3 separate regions of the Homo sapiens genome follow, and regions 1 and 2 are each linked to region 3. A link is a contact called in ENCODE Hi-C or POLR2A ChIA-PET data. All regions are on one chromosome and are shown on one strand. The core of a region is the stretch at or near the end of the contact, and the rest is flanking DNA. Distances in the headings are between cores, read along the strand shown. Region 1 overlaps SMOC1 (SPARC related modular calcium binding 1). Region 2 has its middle 18 kb from the start of CCDC177. Region 3 holds the start of SRSF5 (serine and arginine rich splicing factor 5).

Region 1 (2,700 bases), core at 188-2,687, 250 kb after region 3:
TCCCTCCTTTATCCTCTCAGACTCTAGTAGTTAAAGCTGGACATCAGCTGGGGCCAGGGAAACAGTCTCACTTGGGGACAGTGGGAAAAAGGGATAGAAGATGTTTGGACAGTGCAGAAAAAAGGTGCCTTCCTCCCAGTCTACTTCCTGTCAGGCATGGAGATGTTGGCTTTGCATCAGCTCTCACGTTTCAACCCGCCCCTGGTATGAGCTCCATGCTAGGTTCTGGGGCATCTGAAGAAAAGGGGATCATTTCTGGTCTGGAAGGGAGATACAGAACAACCATATGACTGCAGTATAAAGTCGGTAGGATAATAGAGGCTGAGAAAGTGTTGCAGGGACCCTGGGGAGCCAGAGCATGTGAGGGAAGGCCTTCCATGGGAGCAACAGTGGAGCCCCATCTTCCCTTATGAGTGGGAAAATGCCTGACCTAGATGGACCAGGGGTAAGGGCCTTCCAGCAGAGGGGACCATGTGGGTAGTGAGGTGTGAACAGGGTAGGAAGTGTGGAAGGAATTGTAAGAAGTAGTATGGTTTATGTTTGGGAGTCAGGCTGGGGACAGGTAGGAGATGAGGCTGCAGAGTTGAGCAGAGCCCAGCTGGTGCCAGGCCCTGGGAGTCAAGATGCAGGGCAGAAGGGAGCTGCAGGGTTAGGTGGGCATTTTTGCAGAGTCATCCTGATGGCACTATGGAAGCAGGATTGGAGGGGAGCAAGGCAGGCAGGAAGACGATAGCAAGTGTCAGCATGAAGGGTGATGAGGGCATGGACCGTGGGAAAGGGATGATTTGCTGAAGCTTTTGTAAAGAAATCAATAGGATTTCAAGACTTGCTACATGCAGGGAGTAGAAGAGTGGGAGGCATCTACTCCCTTTTCTGGCCTGATTTATTAGCAAAAAACAGTGCTACAAAGATCTAAAAATAGGCAGAGTAGAATGGGGTGTCTGTGAAAACTCTATGGCAGGTGCGTGGGAGGGTGTGCATTGCAAATATCAATGGATGATAGTCCCTCTTGGTGAATGTTTTCTGTGTGAGTGAGTTATCCCTTTGGCCCCTCTGGCCAGGGCTCCAGGAGGCAGTGTTCCCCCTTAGAACAGCCTTCCCACAGCACCCATTAGCATTTATCAGTCCCAAAGGAAGATTTCTGAGATCTCAGCCGGCAGAGTCTTCTAGAGCAGGGGAACCCTCTCCTGGCTTCACCCTCCCCCAGGGAAAGTCAACTTTGAGGGGAGGTGGGAAGGGCTGTGTGAGCCTCTTGGCCCTTCACGTGGTCCCCTGAGGGGAGACTGTACTGTGGCTTCCTCCTTCCTGCCCAGTGTGGTTGCCTGTTGATGGCTTTGCAAGGAAGAGGCTGGAATGTGGCTGACTTGGCATTTCCCAGCCGCACCCGCACAGCTGGCGGGGCCTGGACCCAACTCCAGACGGGGCTCAGTTGGTCTGCTTGGCTTGGCTAGTGCCTCCAGGCCGTCCCGCCTTACCTTCTCTAAAACTGCTTAGGACAGCAGAACTGGGCCCGAGATCTTGGCCAAAGCAGGTTTCCTTGTGGTAAACGGAGCTGGCTCTCCAGCTGTGCATTGCAGCCAAGGCCTGGTGGGGCTGAGGCTGCAGAAGCAAAACTGAAAGTGCTGTGGGAGAAGTGTAGCCTATGCCACCTCTGAAACTGGGAGAAGGCTCCTTGGGGCCAGTTTGGGGAGGAACTTGGCTCTAGTGGGTTTCCTCATCCCTGGAGGCAGAAGTCAACAGGACAGTCACAAAAACAGCCCAGAGGTAGGGCAGACACCAACGTTATTTGGCTTATGTTGTCTGAACCATAGTCTTCTAAAATCTGGAATCTGGTATCATTTGGGTGTGTCTTTTCATACCATATCCAAGGAAACTTGGATATTGTACCTACCCAGTGAGCCCTTTTAGTAGAAGTAGTACTTTACCCATGGAGAAGTCTGCAGTGTGGACAAGCGAGTGCTGTTACACTGATCCTAAGGAGCTCTTGCTCCCTCTAACTTAGGTCCCCAGCCTTTGCCTGATGACCAGCTTTGAATTCGGCAGTCCTGACCTCCAGTGGAATATATGTGTGCTTGTGTGAGACAGGTTGGGAGCCTGAGGCCAGTGTAATCCTGGAGCTGGGAGGGGAAGGGGCAAGGCTTTGGGCTTTCTTGGGCTATGGCTTTGTGGTTGAGGGGGTCTAACTGTGATGGAAAGTCTCCAGCAAAGACTGCTTGAGAGATTCCTGAAGCTCTGGGGGAGGCCTCCCTGCTCCATGCCTATCCAGCACTCCCCCAGGAAAAATCTCAGATTTTGTTCAGTTAACAGAGGCCTCTTGGGTCTTCTTTTGCACAGACTTACTGCTATGCTAGGACTCCTGCTGGATCTAAGTCTTAGCCAAGAGCTTGTACAAAGCATAGTGGGTACCTGCTGTCAACTTCATCTGTGACTTAAGGCTGTTGCCAGGCCAGAAACTTGATTTACAGAGTTTTTAAATCCATTGCCTTCAATAGTTTTGTTGGAAGTAGGGAAACTATCCCCAAACCCTTCCAGCTACTGTCTTTTGTCTGACTCCATCTTCTTCTTTAAGCATCATGCTTAAATATTCTTCTTGGGCCATGGCTAGAGCCTCCATTCCTCTAGATCAAGGGTTTTGTTTTGTTTTGTTTTTGTCTTTTTTTTTTTTAACCTGAGTCCATGGACTTTGAATGGATTTAGGGA
Region 2 (2,700 bases), core at 179-2,678, 170 kb before region 3:
CCAGTTTCAGGGAGAGAAAAATGAGGCCTCTAGAGTGCAGGTGCAAGAGCCCGGGAGGTGTTCTTGTCCCCTAGGGAAGCTGCAGAAGGCAACCAGTCAGAGGCAATGGGTTTTCACTGAATCCTATTCCTGGACCCAGTGAAAGAGCCAGTCCTGTACAGGTTGGGGTGGGCTGGGGGTGGGTGTTGCTGAGACTTGTGGCTCCAAGGGGCTCTAGGGAGAACTGGACATTAGGAAGGCTAGAGTCAGAGTGTGTGTCTTGGTGGGGAAGTCTGAGAGATCCCAGGATGGATTCCCAAACTGAACATTCGGTGCCTCTAGAAAGGCTACAGATGGGCCTGCTGGAAGAGGGAGTGAGGGCTCTTGGGGTCTGGGACAAGATAGAAGGGTCTGGAGGATTTGCTGCAGGGTTCTGAGGCCAGGGTGACCCATGGGGAACTTGGGTCCTTGAGTTTGTTAAATTTGGGGGGTCTGGGAGTCATTGGATTTTTTTTTGTTGTTGTTGTTTATTTTTTATTGTTCTTCTGAGACAGAGTGTCATTCTTGTTGCCCAGGCTGTAGGGCAATGGCACGATCTCGGCTCACTGCAACCTCTGCCTCCGGGTTCAGGCCATTCTCCTGCCTCAGCCTCCCAAGTAGCTGGGATTACAGGCACACACCACCGCACCTGGCTAATTTTGTATTTTTAGTAGAGATGGGGTTTCACCATGTTGGCCAGGCTGGTCTTGAATTCCTGACCTCAGGTGATCCACCCACCCTGGCCTCCCAAATAGCTGGGGTTACAAGCGGGAGCCACTGCGCCCAGCCTGGATTGTTAATTATGTGGTTTTCTCTGCAAAATTTCTGTAACCTTGTCAAATTACTTCTTGTTTTTGAGCATCTGTGTCATCACTTGTCACAAAAGCCGTGTCCTCTTCTGAGGCATATTATACAGCAAGACTTTAGAATAATCTACGAAGCTGAGGCATCCAGAGAGTAGGACTGTAGACATAGTGTCTTTGTTAATACGATCACAAAATATTTAAATGTCTCATAACTAGAAGAAAACTACGTACATTCATAGACACTCCCTAACTCCAAAAGATAACAAGATGCGTTGATAGACACCCCCCTTAACTCCAAATTCCACAATATACTCCTAAAACTGACAAATATTTCTGCCTGAGGGTTAGTATCAAAGTTGCATTTTAAATGTGTAAATCACACCTGTTGACTCCTCAGGGCTGTACAGAGCCTTCAGGTGCTGGGCGCAAGGTCTTGAGCCTGAACAAGTGTGTGCAGGCCCTCCTTTCTTCTCTTCTTTGTACCTCCTCCATTCTCAACCCTTCCCAGCAACACAGAGATCAAAGCTGCCCCCTACACCATACAAAGCTATTGCTGGAAAAGCCACATAAACGCTGCAGCTCTTTGCTGACTAGGGCTGGGAGTGGTGCCAGGCCAGAGATTTTAGAAGGGAAACCTTCCAAATGGGGGATTAAGCCTCTGGAGCAGATGTTGCCTGTGGATCGAGAGCATTCAGAGAGCTAGGCAGGCAGCAGGCAAGGACTGGGATTTGGATAGCTCAAAAAAAACCATTGAACAAAGACCCACAGACACTGCACCAATGGAGAGACCTAGGAAGGGTCAGCTGTCATCAGGGGTCCCTGGGGAGCCCCCGTCAGCCCCCCCAAGAGACTAGAATCACAGTGAGTCATTTCCAAAGTGAAAGAAAGGCACAGAAGAAGTTTTAATGTGAACACCTCCCTGACACCTCACCCACGGAGGACTTAGCGGATATTCCTGCCTCTTCCAGCTTCACACTCAGCCTCCCTGTTTTAAAAATGGGAACAACTTCATGTCTGTAGTTTGCAAAGGAGTCAGGATTTGAGAAATGGTAGAAATAATGTAGGCACTGTATCCATTAACCACGTTTTTGCACACAAAGCCCAGCCACTCAGACAGAGCTGATCTTACTGCCTTTTGGAATAGGTGATTTGAGGGACGAGAGAGGTATGCCAATTAGAAGCCACTTTCCCTGGGCCTGCCTGAAATTCTGCCATTTCAGTTTGAAGCACTGGGCAGTTGAGTCTGGGCAAAGGGGGCAAAAAGGAGAAGCCAGGGGACCTTAACAAACATGATGAAAGATACACTTGGCTGACTACAGCGATCTGCTTAAGAGTAGCTTTAGGGAAAAGACACGTTATCACACAGTACAGAGAAAAGAGCACTGGAGGCCAGGGGTGGTGGCTCATGCCTGTAATCCCAGCACTTTGGGAGGCCAAGGCAGGCGGAGCATGAGGTCAGGAGTTTGAGACCAGCCTGGCCAACATAGTGAAACCCCATGTCTACTAAAAATACAAAAATTAGCTGGGCATGGTGGCGTGTGCCTGTAATCTCAGTTACTCAGGAGGCTGAGGCAGGAGAATCGCTTGAACCTGGGAGGCGGAGGTTGTGGTGAGCCGAGATCATATCACTGCAGTCCAGCCTGGGCAACAACAGAGTGAGACTCTGTCTCAAAAAAGAAAAAAAAAAGAAAAAAGAAAAAGAAAAGAAAAGAGCACTGGGCCTGTAATCCCAGCACTTTGGGAGGCCAAGGTGGGCAGATCACCTGAGGTCAGGAGTTCGAGACCAGCTTGGCCAACATGGTGAAACCCAGTCTCTATTAAATATACAAAAATTAGCTGGACGCAGTGGTGCGCGCCTGTAGTCCCAGCTACTTGG
Region 3 (2,700 bases), core at 57-2,556:
AGTTGCTCTCCTTCCGGAACTACTTTTTCTCTGTTTAACTCTAGTTGCAAGCATGCAACTCCACATTCCAGGCACTTCTCAAAAATGGGGTGCACTGGGTTCTACATAAAAGCATTAAAGCGAAGTTAAGCAATCTCTTTATGCCTAAGTTTCTAGGTCTACCAACCTTATCGGGACAACGCGGGAGTTAATATGGAGGGCTGTGTTTTACACCCACTTTGAAAGCACGGCATTGTCTGTTTCTAAAGAATTGTAAACTTTCATGTGTTACATTACAGAAATCTGAACGGAGAGGATTAACCAAATACCATTTGGACTTAAAAGCAGCTTGAGGCCGGGCGCGGTGGCTCATGCCTGTAATCCCAGCACTTTGGGAGGCCGAGACGGGCCGATCACGAGGTCAGGAGATCGAGACCATCCCGGCTAACACGGTGAAACCCCGTCTCTACTAAAAATACAAAAAAATTAGCCGGTGTGGTGGCGGGCGCCTGTAGTCGCAGCTACTCGGGAGGCTGAGGCAGAAGAATGGCGTGAACCCGGGAGGCGGAGCCCAGATCGCGCCACTGCACTCCAGCCTGGGCGACAGAGCAAGACTGTCTCAAAAAAAACAACAAAAAACAGCTTGAAACCTCTTCCAGCCACTCTCCCAGAGTGACGGACATGCAGAAATCTGTATTCCAGCCTCAATTCAAGACAGCCTTCTAGCTGCAGTCCCATTTTCAACATTTCATCAGTGAAAATCCTTTCATTTAAAAAATACTTCAGTGCCTTAGTCTTCTCACCACAACAAAACCACACAGCTGTGGCATGGTTGAAAAAAGAACTCGAACATCTAGGAGCTCCCTGCTTTGAGGGCAAATTTAAATTGCAAGCAGCAAGAGCTAAGGAAAGGCCAGGTATTTCTGCAAAGCTAAGTTTCTCCTAATTAGTAATCTTCTGGGTGTCTAAGAAAAACTTTAGATACAAGAAGGGTTGCCACTTTTCTCAGGAGACTCTTCTGGGAGAGATGATGATGAACCGAACGCCAAGGACTTAGCAGGGGCGAACGACGTCAACAGATGTCCCTCCAGACTCCGGCACCAGCCGGCCGAGCCCAAACGAGTTCTCGCCCCCGACCCCACCCACCGCGGGAGCAGGGTTCGGTCACTCGCAGTGTCAGAGAGGCCCACATCCTCCTAAATTTCCGGCCCTCCCAAAACTTCCGTCTTCCCTAGGTCCAACGGGGTGGACCCAAGGCCCAGGGGCGTCCCCGGAAGTGACGTAGGACGCGCCCTCCATTTTGTGGAGCGCCAGAGCTGCTAAGTGCGTCAGTTGTGGAGTGGCGTAGACGAGTTAAGTCCTGGTCTGCGTGGAGGTCGACGACTCCGTCGCAGACTACGGACCTGTCTGGGTCTCAGCCGCCAAAGACCCCGTCCGGTAGGTGAGTGGCTCACTTTGAGGGCAAGCCTTCTCGGATCGAGGCTTCTTCATGGCCGCTCAGATCGTGAGCGGCCGGGGCTGCTCTCTTTGCGGAGGATGGCGTCTAATGAGCGCAGTTGATTCGAGGTGGGCGCTGGGGCACGTCTCCCTTTTGGCATACTGTTTGAGGGGTACTGAGGTGAAAGGGCGGTCACTGTTCGGGTCGTTTTTACACAGCGGTTGTGCGCCCGTCCCTGCCAGTCTTAATGTCTTCATCTCCTGGACACGTAGAATAGTGGGCCGGGATCTCCCTGACTTTGCTGGCGATGCGGCTGGGCCTTTTGTAGGGCGGCCGCAGTGACCCCCGAGAAGGGGGTTGCTGGGAGGAGAAGGGAAGAGGGAATTTGGCACGCGCAGCTCTGCTGCCTTTGATTCCACCGCCGCCATTTTGTGGCCGCAGAGCGCCCGCCCGCTGCTGTTGGCGCAGGCGCGGTCGAGGCGTCGCGAGATTCTGGCTTCCACCCGCTGTGACGCGCCCGCGAGGCCGCCATTGGGCTGGCTTTGCGGAGGGCGCGGGCGGCTCCGCCCGCACTTCTCGGCCTTTCCTAACTGCGGCAGATGGGAGGGGGCCGGAGAGCCCGGAGAGTGTGCGGCTGCGCAGTTGGAAAGGTGGCAGTGGGCGTTGCGGTTGCTGCGGTCTGGGCCCAGTAGCGGACCGTGTTGGGAGGGAGCTGGGTTTTCATTTTGTCTGCAGGTAACCTGGCCTCATTAGAGGCTCTGTTGGCAATCTCGTTCATAACATCACTGTGTAAACATTTTATGCCGTTGATGTTTTTGATTGTTTAATCAGGCGTTTCTCTGTGACAGTCATTGCTATTATCTCGATTGAATTACTTTCTAATAGGAAGTACTAGCCGGACATCATGAGTGGCTGTCGGGTATTCATCGGGAGACTAAATCCAGCGGCCAGGGAGAAGGACGTGGAAAGATTCTTCAAGGGATATGGACGGATAAGAGATATTGATCTGAAAAGAGGCTTTGGTTTTGTGGTAAGTATTTAGAACTGGGTGAATTATCTGCTAAGTAGGTAGAGTTTTGATAAGCAGTTGTTTTCGATCTTGAGTCCGGGTGGAATATTTGCCTTCAGAAAATGTTACCCAGCCTTATGTCTGAATTTTATTGAGGCTGAAAACAACTTTAACTTGCCGGCTCACTGGAACCCCACTCCCAGTGGCTCCTTGATTAGGTTTGACTGTATGGCAGTGTCGTTAAGATACTCTTCCCATTCTGTCTCCTGATTTC

The links. A loop is a pair of places that touch in the nucleus more often than their neighbours do. ChIA-PET counts read pairs that join two places held with the same protein, here RNA polymerase II (POLR2A). Pooled maps may share reads with other maps.
Region 1: a pooled map shows a loop between it and region 3 (2.4-fold over the local background). The contact joins the enhancer-like site here to the promoter of SRSF5 in region 3. A Hi-C loop is called at or near these places in 1 of 50 pooled maps. POLR2A ChIA-PET finds 5 or more read pairs at or near these places in 2 of 52 experiments (Caco-2 and H1).
Region 2: POLR2A ChIA-PET joins it to region 3 with 12 read pairs in A673. The contact joins the enhancer-like site here to the promoter of SRSF5 in region 3. A Hi-C loop is called at or near these places in 4 of 168 maps with a recorded cell type or tissue (GM12878, chondrocyte, endothelial cell of hepatic sinusoid and 1 more), 3 of 37 single-sample maps with no recorded cell type and 15 of 50 pooled maps. POLR2A ChIA-PET finds 5 or more read pairs at or near these places in 25 of 52 experiments (A673, AG04449, AG04450 and 20 more).

The regions. Positions count from the first base shown.
Region 1 is chr14:70,017,499-70,020,198 of GRCh38, forward strand. The region is part of intron 10 of SMOC1 (SPARC related modular calcium binding 1); the gene reads left to right. Among named protein-coding and RNA genes, the nearest start is that of SNORD169, 41 kb to the left of the region's middle. Within about 2 kb of position 1,438, at least 9 of the 41 ENCODE cell types and tissues checked have a DNase peak (open chromatin) inside an H3K27ac peak, as active enhancers do.
Region 2 is chr14:69,591,860-69,594,559 of GRCh38, forward strand. No RefSeq gene overlaps it. Among named protein-coding and RNA genes, the nearest start is that of CCDC177, 18 kb to the left of the region's middle. Within about 2 kb of position 1,429, at least 6 of the 41 ENCODE cell types and tissues checked have a DNase peak (open chromatin) inside an H3K27ac peak, as active enhancers do; they include A673, where a contact is called at or near this core.
Region 3 is chr14:69,765,836-69,768,535 of GRCh38, forward strand. It overlaps SRSF5 (serine and arginine rich splicing factor 5), which reads left to right and starts at 1,307. Exons shown (of 8, transcript NM_001320214.2): 1 at 1,307-1,420; 2 at 2,303-2,447. The coding sequence starts at 2,322. It overlaps LOC100289511 (a long non-coding RNA gene), which reads right to left and starts at 1,878. Exons shown (of 1, transcript NR_029378.1): 1 at 448-1,878. RefSeq lists enhancers at 1,174-1,223, 1,264-1,313, 1,423-2,187, 2,184-2,233.